2 separate regions of the Homo sapiens genome follow, and region 1 is linked to region 2. The links are chromatin loops, found by intact Hi-C in ENCODE. Cell type or tissue: ascending aorta. All regions are shown on one strand. Links, peaks and the distances in the headings refer to the core of each region. The heading gives the core; the rest is flanking DNA. Region 1 overlaps MAGI1 (membrane associated guanylate kinase, WW and PDZ domain containing 1). Region 2 holds the start of MAGI1-AS1 (MAGI1 antisense RNA 1).

Region 1 (11,277 bases), core at 4,129-9,128, 51 kb after region 2:
TAAAATACCAGCTCGTACTTCTCCATACTCAGACAGGCCCTCCGATCTTCCCTGGACTGTGTCATCTGCATCTAAAACCCAGTAAGAAAGGAAAGGGAAATCGATTTGGGGAATAAAAGGACATTAGTAGTCATGGTATCAAGTCTCATGAGGGTTTGAGTCTAACAAGGTTTGGGGAGCAAAGCTGACATTCCTCATAGTATTTGAACATTAATAAGCACATTGTGGCCAGCTGATAAATGCTTGTTCATAATATTACTAAGTTTCTGGATTGTTTTACAGTCCCTGGAGATCAAGGAAGAATAAAACAAGAAGGAAGAATCATTAAGTGACTAAAATGAAAAAAATCAAAGAAGAATCTTGAAATATGAGTGTGGCAGAGGCTGCAAGTTGCCTAATTATTTTCATCCCTACCTCTTTAATCCTTAGAAACAGAATTTCTACATCACTGGCAAACATGTGCCAGGAGCTAGGCTAGGCCGCCCTTTAAGAGGGAAAGCAGTGAAGCACTAGAATAACACCCAGGGGAGTGTTCTCCAAACCCTCCTACCTCTTATTCCAAGCAAAGCAGAGAGCGCTTAGGGAAAGCAATACTAGGAATGGCTGCTCAAAGAATTTACTCTGTATGCCACACTCTCACAAGAAATTAGGGGATGTTTTAGTCCGTTCATGTTGCTATAACGAAATATCATAGACTGAGTCACTTATAAATAACAGAAATTTATTTCCCAGAGCTCTGGAGGCTGAAGTCTAAGATCAGGGTTCCAGCACAGTCAGATTCTGCTGAGGACCCTCTTCTGGGATATGGACTGCCATCTTCTCACTGTATCTTCACGTGGCAGAAAAGAAAGTGAGAAAGCTCTCTGGGGTCTGTTTTATAAGAGCACTAATCCCATTCATGAGGGCTCCACCCCTATGATCTAAATACCTCCCAAAGGTTCCAACAGTCCCACTTCCTTACACCATCACATTGAGGGTTATGATTTCAACATATAAATTTTGGGGAGATTCACATTCAGTCTATAACACGGGTCCCATTACTTTTCTACTGAGATTGTTTCCTCAGCTTTAGTATTGGTAACATTCTGAATTTTATGGAACTACTACAAGGAGTAAACAAAATAAATGTAACCAAAGTGCGTATCAGACTGCACAATCCAGAGGCAACCCACAAGGTATTAACCATGATTTAGTTTGTTCATAGCACGTTTCAGTGGAAGATCTCTCAACTCCTCACAAACCCCAAACCTTAAACCATCCCGTCATATTCAATTAGGGAAACTCTAAGAGGTATTACAGTTTTCCTGGCAACTGACACCAGATGTCACCTCTTCCCTCCCCTGCTTCCACCCTCAAAATTTGTAATTTCACATGAAACAGTATTCAAGAAAAAAACTATAAATGGAACCAAGGTACAAAGAATTATAATTATATTGCCCCTGCCGGGCACGGTGGCTCATGCCTGTAATCCCAGCACTTTGGGAGGCTGAGGTGGGCGGATCACCTGAGGTCAGGAGTTCGAGACCAGCCTGGCCAACATGGTGAAACCCCATCTCTACTAAAAACTACAAAAATTAGCTGAGCATGGTAGCAGGTGCCTGTAATCCCAGCTACTTGGGAGGCTGAGGCAGGAGAATAGCTTGAACCCAGGAGGTGGAGGTTGCAGTGAGCCGAGATTGAGCCACTGCACTCCAGCCTAGGTGACACAGCAAGACTCCGTCTCAAAAAAAAAAAAAGAATTATATTGCCCCTAGTTAAAACCAAGACAGTTCACTAATACAAAACGGCATCAGATTGCTCCAAAGTAGGCTTCCTCAGCCTTGGTACTATTGACATTTGGCGCTAGTTATTGCTTCTGTGCACTGTAGGATGTTGAAGCAGTATCCCTGGCCTCTACCCTGTAGATGCAGTAGCACTCTCCCAGTTTTGACAACCAAAAATAAGTCTAGATTGTGAACTGTCCCCTATGGGGACAACATCCCCACCCCCACCTCCCCTTAAGAACCACTGCTATTTGAACACCACTGAAATGAAAACCCCAACTTTAAAGTCTAAAGCTCTTGAGTTTGGCTTCTCTCATAAATGAAGAAAATAACATCCTCAGAAATAAGAACTGTTTCCCAATGGCTTTCAGGCATTAAAGGAAAAGTATTAACTTTCTGTTGTTGTTGTTGCTGCTGTTGTTTGGAACAGGGTCTCACTCTGCTGACCAGGCTGGAGTGCAGTGGTGGAATCTTGGCTCACTGCAGCCTCTGCCTCCCGGGCTCCATTAATCTTCCCACCTCAGCCTCCTGAAGCTGGGACTACAGGCATGAGCCATCATCCCAACTATTTTTATTTTTTGTAGAGACAGGGGTTTCGCCGTGTTGCCCAGGTTGGTCTTGAACTCCTGGGCTCAAGTGATCCGCCTGCCTTGGCCTCCCAAAATGCTGGGATTATAGGCGTGAGCCACCATACCCAGCCTTAGCTTTCTTAGAAAATGCCATTTTCCTTCCTGACCTGTGACCAGGAGCTTTACCACACAGCATGTTGCTATATGCACAGCACAGTCTGAGAGAAGTGTTACTTTAATGGCTAATATAATACCATTTGCAGAAAAAAAAAAAACACATACAAAACCACCAAAAGGAGAAATCCTGACATTAGTGAAATATTCAGTTGTAAACCAAAAGAATTCCTTACTGAGAGTGATTGGCTTTCACATGCTTTGCCCAGTAATGAGCAAATGATATCTGAAGACGTTTTATCTGTGCTCTGGAGAACTACTATCTTTTAGTAGCCTCAAACAGACAGTTGATCATTCTGGGATTTGGACATGATTTTCTTGGTCTCCCAGCCCCATTACCCGGGGGCCAGAAAAAACATTTGGCATGATCCCGACTCTAATATAAAAGGGTTGGCTCCCTTTTTGGTTTCTAACTACCACTGTTAAATATGAGGTCAAAGTTCTAATGATTACTGTCACTTTCTGATTTTACAGTTAAGTATATCATACAGAATGTTAGCAAGTGCCTCACTTTCCTCATCCATAAAGGCAGATAATAGCACCTACACCCTAGAGGGTTGTTATGCAGATCAAATTTTATTTTGAGGATCAGTATTTGTAAAATGCGACCAGGTGCGGTGGCTCACCCCTATAATCCCTACACTTTAGTAGGAGGCCAAACCAGACAGATAACAAGAGGTTGGGAGTTCGAGACCAGCCTGGCCAATAGGGTGAAACCCCATCTCTACTAAAAATACAAAAATGAGCTGGGCGTGGTGGTGTGCACCTGTAATCCCATCTACTCGGGAGGCTGAGGCAAGAGAATCCCTTGAACTCGGGAGGTGGAGGTTGCAGTGAGCCGAGATCATGCCACTGCACTCCAGCCTGGGTGGTGGAGGGAGACTCTGTCTCAAAAGAAAACAAATTTGTAAAATGTTCACAATACTGTTTATATATAGCAAGTGGTATATAAGTGCTTGTTAAACAAATACAATCTATATAACTCTTGTTATTTGATGGAGAAATTATAATGTTTACAGTTGCATTCGTCGTGCCAGATTGGCTGTATTTTTGTTTTGTTCTGTGTTTCTTTTGCTGGGAGAAGATGGAGAAACATTCTTTGAAAATGTCCCTTTTTCTCTCTGAACCTTCACTCATGCCCTAGAAAAAAGAAAATCATCTCAGGGCCAGGCACAGTGGCTCACACCTGTAATCCCAGCACTTTGGGAGGCCAAGGTGGGCAGATCACGAGGTCAGGAGTTTGAGACCAGCCTGGCCAACATCGTGAAACCCTGTCTCTACTAAAAATACAAAAAATTAGCTGGGCGTGGTGGCAGGCGCCTGTAATCCCGGCTAGTCGGGAGGCTGAGGCAGGAGAATCGCTTGAACCCGGGAGGCGGAGCTTGCAGTGAGCCAAGATCATCACTGCACTCCAGCCCAGGTGACAGTGCGAGACTCCATCTCAAAAAAAAAAAAAACTTCTCAGGAAACAATACCCTACTATATGTGATGCACTAATTGTGTGTGTGATTGTGTGTGTGTGTGTGTATATATATATGTGTGTATATAGATTCTGGTTTGTAATCCACAGTACAGATTTCACTACAGTCACTAATCTTGTCCTACAATTTGAAAAACACTGCTTTAGATGAGTATTCCAAGAAGAATATTCTGTAGAGAAGCAGTATCACAACATATTAAAGAGTTTCATGTTCAAGAAAGTTTGAGAAAGCCTTACTTTGTACACCTTAACAACAGTACAAGTCATTAGATATCCTGCAATTAAGAAATATATTCATTCTACAGAACTCAAAACTTATTTGTGAACTGGGCATTGTTTTCCTCCACTGTGACAGGGCAGCATCATATAGCTTGTGGGCCAATTTTCATATTTCTCAAATGAAAAAAGTTGAGTTCCAGGAAAAAAACATTCTTTCTGACTGAATCTAAAAGTGCCTAACTCTGTGCCTAACTCAAGTAGCTGTTTAAGAATCCTGGTTCAACTCCATTAAGCAGTTTTGCCATTTCTTAGTAAAATTTAATAAAAAGTGACCCTGGATTATTTTTCCCTTAAAAGGGAATGTTACTTGTTAAGCAGGCAAGATAGCAGAAATTGAAAGTGCTCAGCTAGGTGCAATGGCTCAGGCCTGTAATCCCAGCCCTTTGGAAGGCAGAGGCAGGACAGCTTGAGCCCAGGAGTTCAAGACCAGCCTGGGCAACATAGCGAGACTCTATCTCTACAAAAAATAAAAATAAAAAAATGAGATGGATGTGGGGTACGTGCCTGTAGTCCTAGCTGCTCGAGAGGCTGAGGTTGGAGGATAGTTTGAGCCCAGGAAGTTGAAGATGCAGTAAGACATGCTCATAGCACTGCACTCCAGCCTGGGCAACAGAGCAAGACCCTATCTCAAGGGAAAAAAAAATAAAGTGCTATTTAAATGCTAATAGCTTTCCAATGCCTTTTTTTGAGAAAAAGAACTAAGGAAAGGAAGAGCAAAAGAGAGAAAGAACAGAAGGAAGGAAAAGGAAGGGACGGAGGGAGGGAGCCATGAAGGGAGTCCTTTGGATATTAGATCTCCTGTGTGCAAGAAACTTCTAGAAGTATGACCAGCTCACCAAGGAAATAGCTAAAAAATAAAACAAAGATATATGTCTAAATTTCATACTCTTTGCAGCATTACAGAATAAGGGAAGATAGTTGGGGTAGAGAGGTGGATAACCCAACAATAGGGAAATGGTTAGGTAATAAAGAGAGTGTCAATTTTGTCCGACAGCATTAAAATATAACAACCAGGCAAATATTCATTATGTAATATTAGCATTCATTCATTATATTGAGGATATCCATTACATAATATTGCTGTGATGGGGCATGAAATAGAGGACGGGAACCAAATTCATCCATCACGTTACAACATATATGAAAAGCAACAAGGAAATTGGAAACAAGTGGTGTGTCCGTAGGGCAAGAGTGCTCAAATCTGGGAGCACCAATGGATCTGGTGGGGAAGCCCTTTTTAAAATGCAGAGTCTGTGGGCTCTCTCCCAAACATCCTGATTTTGAAGGGCCAGGGTGGACTCAAGAAACTGCATTTGGTTTTTTTGTTGTTGTTTTTAACTTTTACTTTAGGTTCAGGGATACATGTGCAGGTTTGTTATATGGATAAACTCGTGTCATGAGGGTTTGATGTACAGATTATTTCATCACCCAGGTACTAAACTTAGTACCCAATAGTTATTTTGTAATGACCACCTAGGAGATTCTGAGGCTGATGATCTGGGGACCACACATTCATTTCATGAAAACTTAATGGGTATGTAGTATCTGCTGTGAAAGCAAACTAAGTATAGCCTGAGAAGGACTCTGTACTTTTATATTTGAGTCCTTGTGGACCAACCTTGTCTAATAGGTAGACAAGGGTGAAAAACTAATTTAGGAGTATGCAGCTGTAACAATAGCTGAGTCTTGGCCAATCCCAGTAGCCATGCTTCAACCAGTCATACACTGCTGAGTGTTCAACTCTTTTCCAAATAAGGCAAATGCCAAGGTGTAACCCATCCAGCTATTTCTGTATCTCACTTCCGATTTCTGTATGTCATTTCTCTTTTCTTGCCTATAAATTTATTCTGACCACAGGGCATCCCTGGAGTCTCTGTGAATCTGCTGTGATTCTGGGGACTACCCAATTCGTGAATCATTCGTTGCTCACTTAAACTTCTTTAAATTTAATTTGGCTGAAGTTGTTCTTCTAACACTGCCAATCCCTGTTCTAGGTGCTAGAGACAGAGCAGTGGCTAAAGGCACACTTGAGAGGCAAGCAATAAAGTGGTAATCATTCTTTTAAAAATCTTTAGTATTAAAATAGTATTTATTAAATAAATTCCCTGAAAAAAAATCAAGAGCCAACATTTTCCTGCTCTCTAATTTATGTTTTACTTAAGAGGAAATGCACCTTAGAAAGCTCTCTGGGCCTGGCCCTAGGGTCCGCCTACAGCATGGACACTGGAAGGGGGTGGCCACCGAGGGTATCTGTCCAAGTGAGGTCCTGGCACTTCCTGCCATTCCTGCATGCCCTCCCAGGGCACTAAGGGTGATGACTGGGAATTAGAAAGGGTGGTGATGAAGAAGGAATAAAAAATGTGTTACTTCAACTCACAAGAAACACAAGTTAAAGAACTTTCGGGAACTACAAGTCCTCGTCAGCGTCTTGTGGGCTATTGACGCTGACCTCCCAACTTGGTGCCAGTTAGAATTTCCTCCCTGCCTTTTCTGCATTTCATCATTTATTTCCTGGTTTGGAATATTAAAACTTTGCTTACATCCTGTTTTGGTCCCTTTGGTTTTTTTTTCCGTTGGGCAGAAATTTCAGCAACCTCCTCCAGGTTAGAGAAAAGCAGAGCCAAGGGTGGCAATGACTTTCAGCATGGACGAGAACAGCCACCAAGAGGGGAGAGCTCAAACCTATTTGTCTTGGCAATGGCATTCAGTGAGCTGCTGGTTATGTCATCTGCCTACAAGTAGGCCTCACTGTTTTGCAGTCATCCATTTCCCAATAATGGTATCCTGACACCACACACGCACACCCAGATCTGGCAGCGCACCCACCAGCCTGCGCTGACTCCAGAAGAGGTAGGGCCAGGGACAAGAAAACGAAAAACAATCCACATGAAACAGATCACTTAAGAATGTTAAATATTAAAAATGCTGTTTTCACCTGCAGAGTAAGAAAATATAGGAAAAAGTGGATAGCTGGAGAATTTTATGCAGCTAATGAGTTTATACAGTTTAAAAGCACACTTTTGAACTAAAATCTAAAGTGACAAAATCATGAAAGCTAAGCAGTATGCAAAACTCTACAACTGAAGTGTTTCACCTCAGTATTTTATATGAATTAATTTCAATTTACAGCTAAATGTCAAGGCAAATTTGTTTCTTTTCTATCTTGTGTTATGTTTGGTACCCTAAGGCTTTTAGACACTGAATAACTTATAAACAAATAACATCTCATCCTCATTGTTATGTAAAATAACTCCCGAGCTTGTGTTTCCTGTAGTTCTTCAAGGAAAGAGGATCCTAATGTTGAAAGAAAATTGTATTGGTAAGCCATAGCAAATGGTTCCTAAAAGCAGACTAACAAAATGCTAAGATAATAGGCCCCTATCATTTTATATTTATGGTTTTATCTATAGTAATTCTGGGATTAGAATTTGTAATACCCCAAACAGCATATGTAAGGTATAAATATCTCCTAAATATATTTAAAACCTGGAAAAATTATACAATCAACCTAAAATGGAGGAACACAAAGAATAATACAACATGTCTCTAAATTCTGACATAAATTTAAGGGATGAAAACTCCTATATTTATATTTTTAAATCATCAAATGAATACACTGAGATAAGCTATAATAAAATTATTATGCTCAATTTACACTAATTATAAATTGTACGTTTCTGATTAACTGTTGAGGCTTTCAAGTGAAAGCTTTAATCAGCAATATCAGTTTTTTGGTTTGTTTTTCTGAGACGGGGTCTCGGTCTGTTACCCAGACTGGAGTACAGAAGTGCAATCACAGCTCACTGCAGCTTGGATCTCCTAGGCTCAAGCGAGCCTCCCACATCAGCCTCCTGAGTAGCTGGTACCACAGGCATGCACCATCATGCCCAGCTAATTTATTTTATTTTTAGTATTGATGAGATCTCACTATGTTACCCAGGCTGGTCCCAAACCCTGAGCTCAAGCAATCTTCCTGCCTCAGCCTCCCAAAGTGCTGGGATTACAGGCATTGAGCAACTGCTGTGCCCAGCAATCAGCAATATCTTTCTCTTTTTTTTTTTTTTTTTTTTTGAGACAGAGTCTCACTCTGTCACCCAGGCTAGAGTGCACTGGTACGATCTTGGCTCACTGCTACCTCCGCCTCCCAGGTTCAAGCGATTGTCCTGCCTCAGCCTCCTGAGTAGCTGGGATTACAGGCACATGCCACCACACCAGGCTAATTTTTTTGTATTTTTAGTAGAGACGGGGTTTCACCATGTTGGCCAGGCTGGTCTCAAACTCCTAACCTTAAGTGATCAGCCCACCTCAGCCTCCCAAAGGGCTGGGATTACAGGCATGAGCCACTGCACCCAGCCTGGCAGTATCTTTTTAAAAATAATTGCTGCTAGCAGCAATGGACACTCTGCCCTGGAATATTATAAGATATATCTCCAGCCTTCCTAAATGACTCCCTTGTTTCATAAAACCCCAAATTTTCTGCCTTTTCTTTGAGACTTTCTTCATTAATGAAAGTTCTCTTTATTGCAATAGCCTAAATAAAAAACCCAATACATGTGCCCTTTTATTATACTAAAACCCAAATGGTTCAAGTAGAGCTTATGGTAACTTTTAAATGAGATTAAAAATCACTTGGCCGGCCTCATGAAATTACAGTTTGAGTTAGGCCCAGAAGCCTGAAAATTTTGGAAAGTTCAGTAGGGTTAACCCAAAAAACATCTAAATCCAGGTTTAAATTTGGGAAATCTTTTCTTTAAAAGAGAAGGACACAATTCAAACTGGCTCAACTTATTCAACATACTTATAAAACAAATCACTAAGTCTCAAATGAGTACATCTATCTTTGACCCACAGACTTAAAAAGCTATATATGCCAAGAAATAATATTTAAGCAACTGTTAAAATCTGTTAGGATTTTAGAATCGTAAAATCCTTTGGCAGTCAACCCATTCTACAGGGCACGAAGACGATGCTGCAGATACCTATCCATGAATTATGCAGTTCAATTTTATGTCCCTAAGCCAAACAACTGAATTGAATTCTCCACAGTCTCTTCCAACTGCCCAGTAACCAGCCTAAGAAAGGTGACAAGAGCAAAGCAAATGCAGCACAGAGAAAAAGACAGGCAAAGATGGCAGCTGTCATTTCTTCACATTGTGCTGTCAGACACTCTATATTCCTCAAAGCATTTGTCACCTCCGGAGCACACTTCCATTGCTGCCAACATGACATTTGGCTATAAATTTTTATTCACTCCACTTATTAAAATGCAAGGCCCTTGGTCCAGAGCACGTGTCATATCAGAAACCTTCCCATCACCTGCATAATAAACCTGTGCAAGCTGTGTCCAACATTTGTGTCCCTATATTCTAGAATAATGCTTAACACAGAGTAACCACCCACTAAACATTGTTGGACGAGGTGTTAAAGGTCAATTGCTATTTCTGTTGTTATTACTACTAGCTGGCTGGAAATTGCTAAGTTCCTGTTAGGTGCAGACTTAAGAAAACAAAACAGAATTCACTGACAAATGTTATCTTCTGTCTCAATCGTCATTTAGACTTGACCAAGTTTACTGCTTCATTTTACCAAGACTACAATCCCTCAAAAGAAGGAAATGTACTTTTTATTGTTGGTCACAAGCCCTAGCACAGTATAATATTCAACATGTCCAGCATTCAGCTGAAGTATGAGACATGCCTCCAAGTTTCTAAGGCTGAAAAGAGTTCAACTTTCTCTCCAAAGTGCTAAGATATACCACAAGTGCTACATGGGGAGAGTCTACTTACTGGTAGGATCTAAACTTAAACCTCCACATCTATCTAAATTCCCAAGTTTTTAAACTTTCCTATCTAGGGAAAAAAGTTTCTTTTACTTTTATATCTTGGCTCCAGTTTTATATTTAAACTAGATTGGGGCTGGGCACGGTGGCACATGCCTGTAATCCCAGCTCAAGAGTTTGAGACCAGCCTGCGCAACATGGCGAAACCCTGCCTCTGCAAAAAATACATAAATTAGCCGGGCAGAGTGGCATGTGCCTATATTCCCAGCTACTCAGGAGGCTGAGATGGGAGGATGACTTGAGCCCAGGATGGGGAGGCTGCAGTGAGCCGAGATGGCACCACTGCACTCCAGCCTGGGCAACAGAGCCAGATCATCAAAAAAAAAAAAAACAAAAAAACAAAAAAAAAACAAAAAAAAAAACAAACAAAAAAAAAAAACAGAACTAGCAATATTACTGTTTTTTTTTTTTTTACTTTACAGCTTGTCAATTTTAATCAAAAGAAACGAAAAGCCACATTCAGTATTAAAGTTAAACAAGTTAGGAGATGAAAGTAGACTAGACCACCCAAGTGGGTAACTTAGCACTGGCTGAAATTACCTAGCTTTAGTTCAGAGACCACTCCTGAAAAGGAAAAGACATTTCTAACAACTTTAGCCAAAGATCTGGGTTCTTTGAAGCCTCAAAGAACCCTCCTGGTAAGGGTACTCTGCATAGATCTGCATATTCTCCCATGGCCCCAAAAGACTAAAAGCCCAGGCTTGTACCCCGCCCTCGCTGTTGAAGGATCCTCAGAGAAAGTATGTTGAGAATCCATGAAAAACTAATTTAAAAGATTAAAATGTGCCCTGCAGCTCACCCTCTCTAGAAAACACTACAGGAGAAAAACAAACAAAGAATATAAGCAAAGTACTAAAAATCCCTATGTAAATTAAACTCTGTTGTTATACCAAAGATTGCTCAAAGGAAAAAAAATTATCATCTTTCCAAGAATTTGTAAATCCCTCTTCAACTGGTTGGAACGGAAATTACAAAATGCTACCCCCCACTGGTCGGCAAAAGCCACCACTTAAATGGAAAAGCTTCCCTTGAATCAAATGAAGTCCCAGACAGAGGTATGCACTGTGTGCTGTCACTACCAACATGAGGACCTACTCAGGGACAGATAGAGTGCAGGGATACCTCAGGGCAGGGGTGTCCATTCTTTTGGCTTCCCTGGGCCACATTAAAAGA
Region 2 (11,277 bases), core at 2,472-7,471:
CATGTTCTTGTGCATCCAACTTCAAAACATTAAGCTTTATAAAATTCAACAATATTTTTCTCATTTCATGTCTGAACAAGGCCCAGCACAGATCCAAGGACCAAAATTTCCCAAAGGACTTGCAAGAACATTCCAACTTTAACACCACATCCAACGCAAACACTTCTTTAAAAGAACGAGCAGATTCACATAGCCAAAAACTCAGGAGTTGAACAAGTCACAAAATATCAGCCCATCCATTTATAAGAGGTACAAGTTGAGAACCACTATGGTTGAAGGATCTTGCCCAAGGCCAGTCATACAGCTGGAATGGCAACCCAGATTCCAATTTTAGAACTATCCCAATAAGCTACATTGATTGAACTCCTCCTATTGTACTTGTCAATAGACAGCTGGAACAGCACAAAACATTAACTTGGAAAGAAAAACAAAAATAAAATGTATCGCCTCGTTTGTTTAGACAACAAAACCTATTCCAGCCTGGGCAGTGGTTCACACCTCTAATCCTAGCACTTTGTGAAGGCTGACAGGCAGGAGGATTGCTTGAGGCCAGGAGTTCAAGACCAGTCTGGGCAACACGGCAAAACCCCATCTCTACAAAAATTACAAAAATTAGCCAGGCACGGTGGCATGCACCTGTAGTCCTAGCTACTTGGGAGGCTGAGGTGGGAGGATAGCTTGAGCTCAGGAGGCAGAGGATGCAGTGCGCCATTACACTTCAGCCTGGGCGACTGAGTGAGCCCCTGTCACAGAAAAACACACACAAAAAAAAAAAAAGGAAAGAAAGAAACCAATAACAAGAAGAAAAAAACTATTCTAATGGGTTTGTAACATGGACAACTACTTGCTCTTTAAAGAATGAGACAGATAACTGTAATGGTAAGAAGTCATTTACTGAGCACCTATTACAAATCTGGTAATATGCCAGGCGCTACCACCCATCACTGACCAATCACTGAACTAGGACTTAGGTAAGCACCATCAATAAAACCCTTAAAGCACAACGGGAAGAGAAGCCTGGGCTGCTAGCACAATAAGCCCCAACAAACTAAAATGTTAGATTAAGGGACAGAAGTATTTTCTACTTCATAAGTTAATTATACATTACCAAGGTTACTTTTCCCCACTATTTTGCAGGAGTCAACGTGATACACAATATAACCAAGGGTGACAAAAGCAACCATACTCCAAAGTATTCAGCAAAATACTTGACAAGCAACATGCATGACAATAGCCCTAAGGTGTTGGAAGACTGGGATACAAACCCCTGTTGTCTGGGGCCTGTTGTGGGGTGGGGGGAGGGGGAGGGATAGCTTTAGGAGATATACCTAATGTAAATGATGAGTTAATGGGTGCAGCACACCAACATGGCACATGTATACATACGTAACAAACCTGCACATTGTGCAAATGTACCCTAGAACTTAAAGTATAATATATATATATATATATATATATATATATATATATATATATATATATATATATATACCCGTGTTGCTCCAATTCAAATTTGTGACAAGTAACCAGTTATTATAGGATTATGCTGGACAATGAGATACACCCCCTCCCATATTGTTCTAAATAGATACTTTATACAGAAAACTCATTATAGATACTCATTATATAGAGAACACAGTCTTTAATTAGAGTCTCTGAAATAGCTATTCCCCATCCTTAATTATGTAACACATAACACGAAAACTTCTGATCACAGCCTGATGGGCAGCCAATGGGCAAATTCCCTCAAGGTTCAGTGACCCTAACTGTGAAGCTATTTTTCTTTAATTATGTTACAGAAAAAGATGTCTCAATCCATGGTCCTCCTAAGCTTCAAGAGGAAAGGTTGGGAGGAAACTCATTAACTTAGTTATGATCGTCTATATTTCAGAGAGGAAAGAAAAAGAGAAAACTTTGCATAACTTTTTGATGGACATAAAATAATAGCAGAATCAGATTTTGTTTAAGATAATAATAGCAGAATCAGATTTTATTAAGTGGCATACCAACATTTTATTAAGTGGCATACAAGGCATTCTTGTGTTTATTTTTTAGAAATTATCAAAACCTACCAAAGCAAATCTAAAGAACGTATATAAAAGAACTTACCTAAAACATTAAATTAATGTTAAGTATAATTATAACAGCAGCTAACATTTATGTATTAGGTGTTAACTGTTCAACTTTACACATTGTTTTAATGTCTCCCAAATCAGCCTAACAGTAAGACTTACCTGGGGCACTTAATCACAGAATCCCTGGAAATTCTAATTCTGTAGCTCTGGGATGGGTCCCATTATTTTAAAAAATGCATTACAATCATTCTTATGACCAAGCTAGGTTAGGAAACAGATTCTCATGGGCTCTTCTTTAACAATGACAGGAAATAGGAAACACTATTAGACCCATTTGACAACTGAAGAAACTGAGGCTTAGAGAGGTCACAAAGCCACCCAGGGTCAGAGGCAGAAACAAACAGAAATGTGAGCTCAGATTTGTAGCTTTTAGCCTGAAAGTAAAACTGCAATCATTGTTCCTTTCCCCAGGTAACACACCAGAGAAGGACACTAACAACCTCAATTTCAGGGACGATAAAAATTAAGTAACAATCCATTCTTCTCTTATTATCTCTCTCAGAGTATCTAAGAAGGCTACACTGGTAAAAGGCTACAGTGCAGTTTCTGGCACATAAGTTACTGAAAATAAGATTTCTTTCCTATCTCCCATCCTTCATCCCTTCTTCTCTACTGATGTCCTCTAATTGGAGTCATTAGTCCTCTTTCTACCAAGCAAAGCCAAAGGTTCCCAGACATATACAACCTCAGAAAAAAAAATGTGAAATAAATGGCAGATACTAACATCAGATTTACTATTCATTTTTCTTTTTTTTTTTCATTTCATGAAAATTACATTCAAACCGGTTTCTTGCCTGGAGAAAAGCACAAAACAAAATTTACATAACGCCTTTAAAAATCAAAACACAATTAACGTTAAGTTTCTTCATGCATTCTCAAAAATCCAACAATATAGTTTAATAGAAAATAATGACAAGCAACATTTATTGAGCGTATCAAGTATTAAATCACTAATTCTCATCAGAAGTCCAGAGGGAATTACGCGAGTCCCATTTACAATTAAGAAAACAGACACAAAGAAATTACAAATTTTGCCCCAGGTTACACAGTTACTAAGTGGTAAAGACAGTATGCAAAATTAGAAGAAGAACTACTATTTGAATTCATGATTTCTTTATTACAATTATCTACTGCTGCGTAATAAATCATCCCAAAATATAACGGCTTAAACTAACAACAATCATTTTATTATCTTTCACAATTTCTGTGAGTCAGGAATTTGTACAAAGCACAGCTGAAATGCTTGTCTCTGCTTCCTGATGTCTGAATCTTACACTGGGAAGACTGCAGGCAACTCAATGGCCCAGGGCTAGAATCATCTGAAACCTCAGGTGTGTTTCACCTCCCCTGGAACACTTGGATGTGGCCTCACCATTTGGCTCCTTGAGCTCCCCTGCAGCCTCCTAGCTGGTTTCCAAAGTCAAGTGTCCCAAAAGAACCAGGTAGAAGCTATACCACCTTTTATGACCCTATCTTGGAAGTCTCACAGCACTGCTCCACCATAATCACATGGCCACCCCTCCATACAAAAAGAAGGAACGAGACATCACTACCCGCCTCCCTATGGAAAGAATCTCAAAGTTGTAAGAACAGCATAATTTCTGCCACAACCCCTAAATAACAATCAATAATATCATCCCTACCTACTAGTGAGAAAATGGAAGTTCAGAAAGGCTATGTGATTGCCCAAGGTCACACAATAAATAATGGCACTAAGATGCCAACACAGGCCCTTGTGACTCCAAATCCTGTTCAATTTCCATTACATCATATTTATAAAACATTCCATCTAAACTGAGTTGTTCCTTGGTGAAAGCTAGGACACATCCATCTTTTAAAAATAATAATAAAGTGAACCATTCCACCAAAAATATGCTAAAAGGATATCCAAATATAAATTATCAAATTTGGAAAGGCAGCAAATGGAAATCCTAATCTAAAGCATTCTTAGTTTACCAGTGATGTCAAATGTTAGCATTTTCTTTGTTGTTGTAATTGAGGATTCGTGTAAGAAAAGAGAAATACAATACCAAGAGTATTCAGTAAGGATAGTCCTTGAAAAGACTAGCAACCACCTAGGACAGTGGTGCAAACCATCCAATTAAGTCTAAATAGGAGATACCCAGGCAACACAATGAAGCCAATGAGCTACAAACTCCATCTGATGCCAAAACTAAAAGGGGAGTTATCACTCATCACCATCAACTGCTTTTGAAAAGGCCAATCCCAGCTATGAGTGTCTCTTCTGGCATGGGAAATTTCATAACACATCTTTATTGCCGGCTGAGGCCACTTGCCTCATCCAGATTCACTGCCTTATGAAAATGTGCAATATGAATGTTTACCGTTGTCATGGAACCTTCACATGAGTTCAAAATAACACACACCCATCACTGTGGCATTTCCAAACAGGACTGAATGGTTGGAAACGGAGGTGCTAGCTAATGTTATTTATTAAAACAAATAAAAACGTCTCTTTTATTTTAGATATCTGTGATGTTCATGGAGGACTTGGCAATATGTGCATGGTTGGGCATAATCTGATAATAAATCCATCAGTCCTTTATTTTGCTACTGGTTAACTAAAATGCCAGACATAAAGGCAACTGTACTTCTTTAACAAATGTGTCTTCTTCTAAGTGGGCAGTGTCAGCACTTGTTCCCTAGACGGGTTCACAGCTAGTACAACACACAGAGTCCCCCATTCAAAACTTCAGCACCTCTTCTCCAGCCCCTATTCTCTCCACTCAATGTCTTAACCATGGGCATTAAGGAACACAACATGTGAAATATACAGGCAATTTGCTGGTCTGAGTTTGTGTGACACCTTCAGGTTTCAGAAATTAAACTGCCACCCTCAGGGTCAGAGACCAGAATTCTCAAAAGTACTACAATTCATTCGAGAAGGCAAGGCATGGTAGACACTACCTTTGTCTTCAAACAATAATCTAATTTTTTCTTTCCAAATCCCTACAAAGACTCTTTATATGATCAATGACCATCTATCTATCCGGCAGCTTTCTGTATCAAAGGGAATAACTTAACCTAAATTCATTATAGTTTCATGTGCCAAGTGCACAGTAATGGCTAAAATCAAAGTCATTGAGATGATGAAGCCCCATCCAAACTTACGTCAGTTACCCTCCATTTTAACATTGAAAAACAGTATTTATCAGTACCATCAATATATTTGCTTCTAAACACTTTTTCCTCAAAGGGACTTTTCAATCATCAAACTATAGCTGGCATTAAATCCAAAAGAATATTCAACTATAGCAAGTAATATTTCCCTGGAAAGCTATTAATTATTCAGCATTCCTTAGCTGCCTACAAGCAGATAGATACCCAGGTTGTTCTTTGTTGGAAACACTCACTCAGCGCCCCTGCCCCCAGCTTGGAGAGGAATACAGGCTGACCCACTACCATTGCATCTCTGTAAACCTCAAGAAGTGATGCTGCAAGGACCAGCTCAATAGTACCTAACAGCCTGGCTGACATGGGGAAGCCCCCAGCCAGACCAAAATCTCCACCCACTGCGGTATTTTTCTCCCTATAGGCAATAGACAAAAGGCCAATGTTCCCACTCACTTTAAATTCAGGCATAAGTAACAGGACTCAGACAAGGAAGAAAACTGAAGTCCCAGTCAAAACTGAAACCCACCAGCGTATATAATAAGTATTTTTATTATTATCACTAACAGCAGTAATCACGACAAAAAAAAAAAAGTACAACCATGCCCATGGCTGACAGGAAGGTTATCAATCGAGGACAATTTAGTTATATGTGGTTTAGGAAGAAGAAAAAACGACTTGAAATTATCAAAACCTTGGACTCAGGAATATCACATCTGTGGAGCTTGTCCAAGAAAACTACGAATCATGTGGACAAAGATTTAGCTACAAGGACATTCAACAAAGAGTTGTTTAAAACATGAAAAACTGGCTGGACACGGTGGTTCACACTTGTAGTCCCAGCTATGCAGGAGGCTGGGGCAGGAGGATCGCTGGAGCCCATAAGTTTGAAGTTACAGTGAACTATGATTGTGCCACTGCACTCCAGGCAGGGCATCAGAGACCCCGTCTCAAACAAACAAACAAACAAACAAACTGGAAACAACCTAAATACCCAACAATAATATGGACAGTATACATCCATACAATGAAATACTAAGTAAAACTTTAAAATGATAGTGTAAAAGCAGGTGAGGCTTTTCTTTGACATGGCAACCTGTTCATGATTTCACAGGAAATGAATATTCAAGTAACAAAATGTATACTGTTCAATATAAATTTTGATTTTATACACCTACACATAATACAACTAGAATAATACAATTGCCCCTCCATATCCGAGAAAAATTGGTTCCCAGGATCCCCTTGGATACCAAAAATCCACAGATGCTCACATCTCTGATATAAAATGGTACAGTACTTGCATAAAACCTATGCACATCCTCCTGTATAGTTTAAATCATCTCTAGATTACTTATAATACCTAATACAATACAAATGTTATGTAAATAGTTGTTATACTGTTTTTTTATTTGTACTATATTTAGTACATCACTAAAGAATAAAACTGGTTATATTTGATAGGTGGAAAAACAGGTGAGTTTTTGGGTTAGCTCTTCCTAATAGTTCTGTAATAAACATGTACCACACTCTTTTGCATTAGAAAATTAATGGACTTTAATTCCAACACTTTGAGGGGCCAAGGCAGGAGGATAGCTTAAGCCCAGGAGTTCCAGACCAGCTGAGGAAACACAGCAAGAACCTGTCTCCCAGAAAACCAAACACCGCATGTTCTCACTCACAGGTGGGAATTCAACAACGAGAACACTTGGACACAGGGTGGGGAACATCACACCCTGGGGCCTGCTGTGGGGTGGGGGGCAGGGGCGGAATAGCATTAGGAGAAATACCTAATGTAAATGACGAGTTAATGGGTGCAGCAAACCAACATGGCACATGTATACCTATGTAACAAACCTGCATGTTGTGCACATGTACCCCTATGTAACAAACCTGCATGTTGTGCACATGTACCCTAGGACTTAAAGTATAATTAAAAAACAACAACAACAACAACAAAAAAGAACCTGTCTCCACAAAATTTTTTTTTAAAATTCAGCCAGGCATGGTGGTGTACCCCTGCAGTCCCAGCTACTAGGGAGGCTGAAGTGGGAGGATCACTTAAGCCCAGGAGGTTGAGGCCGAAGTGAGCTATGATAGCACCACCGCACTCCAGCCTGAGCAACAGAGTAAAATCCTGTCCAAAAAAAATAAAAAAAGAAAGAAAGGAAAAGGGGGGAAAAAAAAAACTTAATGGAAAGCATTTAAGCATTTCAACAACATTCTACCACAGGGATCACTTTTAAAGGCATACTGTTTTCAGAAAGACAGATGTTTTCTCCCTAAAATTAACTTGCAGTCCAAATCCAAATATTTAACTCAAGATACAGCCATAAACAGCTTTTTCTCTCTGTAGGACACTTAAGAATAAATGCTTGTGATTAGACTGACCACCAGCCAGAGAGTTTGATATACGATTTGGTTTAATGTTTTCTACAAAAATCCCTGCTCAAAAGGATTCTTCTCAATGTATCTATTTCCACCTGTTTCCTGTATTTGTTTCTCCCCAAAATCCTACCTTTCTGTGGCATAACATCGAATTTTTATTCATCCCAAATAATGGTCCACTGAACACTTTAAATAAAAGGCGGCTGGGTAGTAGCTTGGAGATAAAGCACTATTTTACAAAACCCTAGGGAAAGGCAGTAATATGGAAGAGTTTAGTGTGGCATCATAAAAAGTAGGCATTTACTTGTAAAAATTAAATGCACACAGGCTTGTTCATTTGTATGTGTACATATGTACGTGTAAAAAAATTATATACACAAATAAAGAAAAACAACAAAACAAAACAAAAGAACCCTGAAATTCAAATTGTTGACAGGTATAGAAAATAGGAGTAAGTTCATGGCTCCTTCATTTGCTATGTCTCATTTCACAAAAGTTCCTATTATTTTGAAACACTTAGTATACAAAGTCCTTCAAAATATACTGACATAGAAAAGCAAATGAAAATGACAGCAACCAAAGGCAAAGTAATAGTTAATAATAATATATTGTATAGTTTCAACTAGCTAGAAGGAAAATATTGAACATTCCCAACATAAAGAAATGATAAATGTTTGAGAAGATGGATATGCTAATTACCCTGATCTGATCACTATACATTATATGTTTTCAAAATATCATATGTACCCCATGAATATGTACAATTATTATTTGTCAATTTAAGTAAATATATTTTTAAATAATTAAAGAAAATTTAAAAAAATTTTTTTTTGAGACTTGGGTCTCACTCTGCAGCCCAGGCTGAAGTGCAGTGGCACAATCTTGCCTCACTGAAGCCTCAACTTCCCAGGCTCGGGTGATCCTCCCACCTCAGCCTCCTGGGCAGCTGGGACTACAGGCACACACCACCACCACGCTCAGCTAATTTTTTTGTAGAGACGGGTTTCGCCATGTTGCCCAGGCTGGTCTGGAACTCCTGGGCTCAAGCAACCCTCCTACCTCAGTCTCCCAAAGTGCTGGTATTACAGGTGTGACCCACCACGCCCAGCCTAAAGGTGTTTTAAGTAATATATTCTAAATGGATATCTTTCAAAACAGAAAATACATTCACAGTGGAAAAAGTAAAATGTGAGGATTCAGCTCCAGGAAAAGAGTCATCAGAGGAAGGAAGTTCATAACTACTCAGGTCCATTTTCTCTTTACAATTCTTACTAATAACATGTCCCATTATGACCATTCCGCTGAAGAAATCAGACTTATCAAGAAATGAAAACAGATCACAGGAAGGCAGGGGAGGAAATGTCAACCTCAGAAAAAACTGAGATCATTTCAGAGGTGCTGACAGATAATGGAAATGCCACCATGGCAAAACACTACCATCCTTTTGTGACATAACTGGGATAAAAATCCCTACAGACAACAATACCAGGGGAATAAAATTAAGAGAGCTGAAAACAGAAAGAACAACTATGACCTATTCTCATGTTTTATGCTGGAAAAATGAATTTGCAGCAAGGGCCTTGGTGCCAATGTTAATTCTCCATACATATGGAGCCCCAAAGATATATCTAATACAGTTTCATATATACTTCTGCTAACTTGCTTACATTCTGAATGGGACTTTCAAAGGGGGATAAAGTTAAAACTGGATTAAGGAACCCAAATTAAAATAAACCCTTCCTGATGCACTAATTTTTCAGATACCATAGAAGTCTTGGTCAAGTCCAAAGTGAGAGTGCTAAGATGGCATTGCACCCACAGAAATACAGATCTTGCTTCCAAAGATGAGGGGAAAGGAACATTTTTCACATATCTTGCAGTTAATCACTTACATACTTAGATCAAAGGGAGTAATCAAAGTTCCAAAAGAATTTCAGATTAGCTTTTACATTATCATGTGTCCCATGATTACAATTACCTGGACCCAAAAAAAAAAACGAGCTTTCTACACTAATGGATTTGTCTTGGGGACAAGAGATAGGCAGTATACACCCATCGTCTTGCTTTGCACGTTATTGCAAGGACACACGCAACATCGTGTCTTTCCTATGTCAGGCATCCTTGGACTCATTAACTCTTAAAAATCCCATCCATCACCCAGGACATAAAAGGTAAAAGTCACAACATCACTAACCAACCTTCAAGATAACTTCTCACTCACTACAATGAACATGATGTGTAAGAGGTAGACAGAAAACACAGTGTTATAATTGGGAAGAGGTGATAAAGGTGTGAGCAAAAATTAAAAGAGTCATGTATTATTTGCCTAGTGTTAGACTTGAAAAAGGGCTTAGTATATGGTAAGCACTCAATAAATGTTCACTTAATCATAATATACTAGTACAGAATTACTTAGCCATATCTGTCTGTCCAACACCACACATATAAATACTCACCATTTGACTAGGTTTTGATGAACTTGAAATTGGCGTGAAGAGGGAGTTAGTAAGAGGCCCCACAAAGAAACACAAAAAGGCAACTGTGGTGAACACCACCAGGTTACCAGATGAATACCCTGTCTCCCCAGTCTTCTAGCCATTTTCTTACCCCTATAGGTTACAAAAGACATACTTTCAGCCATCATTTTCGCATAGAACGCCATTACGCTGGCCACAGGTGCAGACATCTGACCTATTATGAACCATTGAGAATCCTTCTCCCTGGTATTTACAATCAGAACTAAGAGATTCCAGCTTCAGTCTGGATGAACCCTTGAGAGGAAGAAGTATATGCTAGGAGTGTGGACAGCCAGGCTCTGGGAAGCAGATCAGTCTATTTTGAGAGAACAGAAGAATGAAGTAAGAGCGCATTCAGCAGGAAATGAAAAATACCTACAGAAAAACCTGATAAGGTTCAAAGTCTTAGTCCCGGGGTGTTTCCAAAACTGGCCTACACTGGATAACCCTTACCTTGGGTATGCTTCAGATACCCTTACAGTAAACATCCTCTTTTTATTTTTGCTCAAGAGCATTTATACTACTTGCAACGCAGAGCCCAACATAAAGACTATTCCTCTCTAACCAAAACAATCCAGAGACAAGGAAAAAATAAAAGATGACGCCACACAAAAGGAAGAGCAAAATAGCCCAGGGTGGTCTTTCCAATGATGAGGAATCCACCATGCAGGCCCAGACCAGAGACTGGGAGCTCAGAGAAAGTGTATGGATGACATTTCTGTTCATCCTCGGTGGAAGGGTGAGAGTCACGTGGTGACGAAATTGGCTGGAGATATGAGCGTTGTTTTTACAATGTTTTAGTATCTGTGAATACCACATTCTTTTCCTTTCTTGTACAGTCTTGTTTGAAACTCTGGCAAAACGCTGCAAAGGGGAAGCAATTGGAAGTTGGCTGAGATGAAGTTATGTGATTTCAATTAAAAACATTCTCTCACTTGTGGCTTGCTATCGCTGTGGAAAATAAAGAACTGCAACGGCAAGGTTTTTTCCCTATTGAAAATATTTCTGTTAAGCTTCAGAACGGTGAAAATCATTTATCTACATACACAAATAACTTCTGTTCAAGTTATATCGGGGCTCTGGTCCAATCCCCAGATTCTGCGAAA

Evidence for each region. Peaks named below come from ENCODE experiments on the same cell type or tissue, not always from the same donor. Only the 100,000 strongest peaks of a DNase experiment are listed, where the experiment ranks them.
Region 1: it touches region 2 in a loop (4-fold over the local background); 3 of 110 quality-filtered maps call a loop at or near these places.

The regions. Positions count from the first base shown.
Region 1 is chr3:65,939,624-65,950,900 of GRCh38, forward strand. All of the region lies in intron 1 of MAGI1 (membrane associated guanylate kinase, WW and PDZ domain containing 1), which reads right to left. The region is part of intron 1 of MAGI1-IT1 (MAGI1 intronic transcript 1); the gene reads right to left. Among named protein-coding and RNA genes, the nearest start is that of MAGI1-IT1, 9.3 kb to the right of the region's middle. In ascending aorta, for the core only: no CTCF peak of the experiment used is centred there; DNase peaks (open chromatin) are centred at 6,556 and 7,008; H3K27ac peaks cover 1,966 bases.
Region 2 is chr3:65,890,452-65,901,728 of GRCh38, forward strand. All of the region lies in intron 1 of MAGI1 (membrane associated guanylate kinase, WW and PDZ domain containing 1), which reads right to left. The region is part of intron 2 of MAGI1-IT1 (MAGI1 intronic transcript 1); the gene reads right to left. It overlaps MAGI1-AS1 (MAGI1 antisense RNA 1), which reads left to right and starts at 3,365. Exons shown (of 3, transcript NR_046575.1): 1 at 3,365-3,466. RefSeq lists a silencer at 10,823-11,117. In ascending aorta, for the core only: no CTCF peak of the experiment used is centred there; a DNase peak (open chromatin) is centred at 4,430; H3K27ac peaks cover 2,575 bases.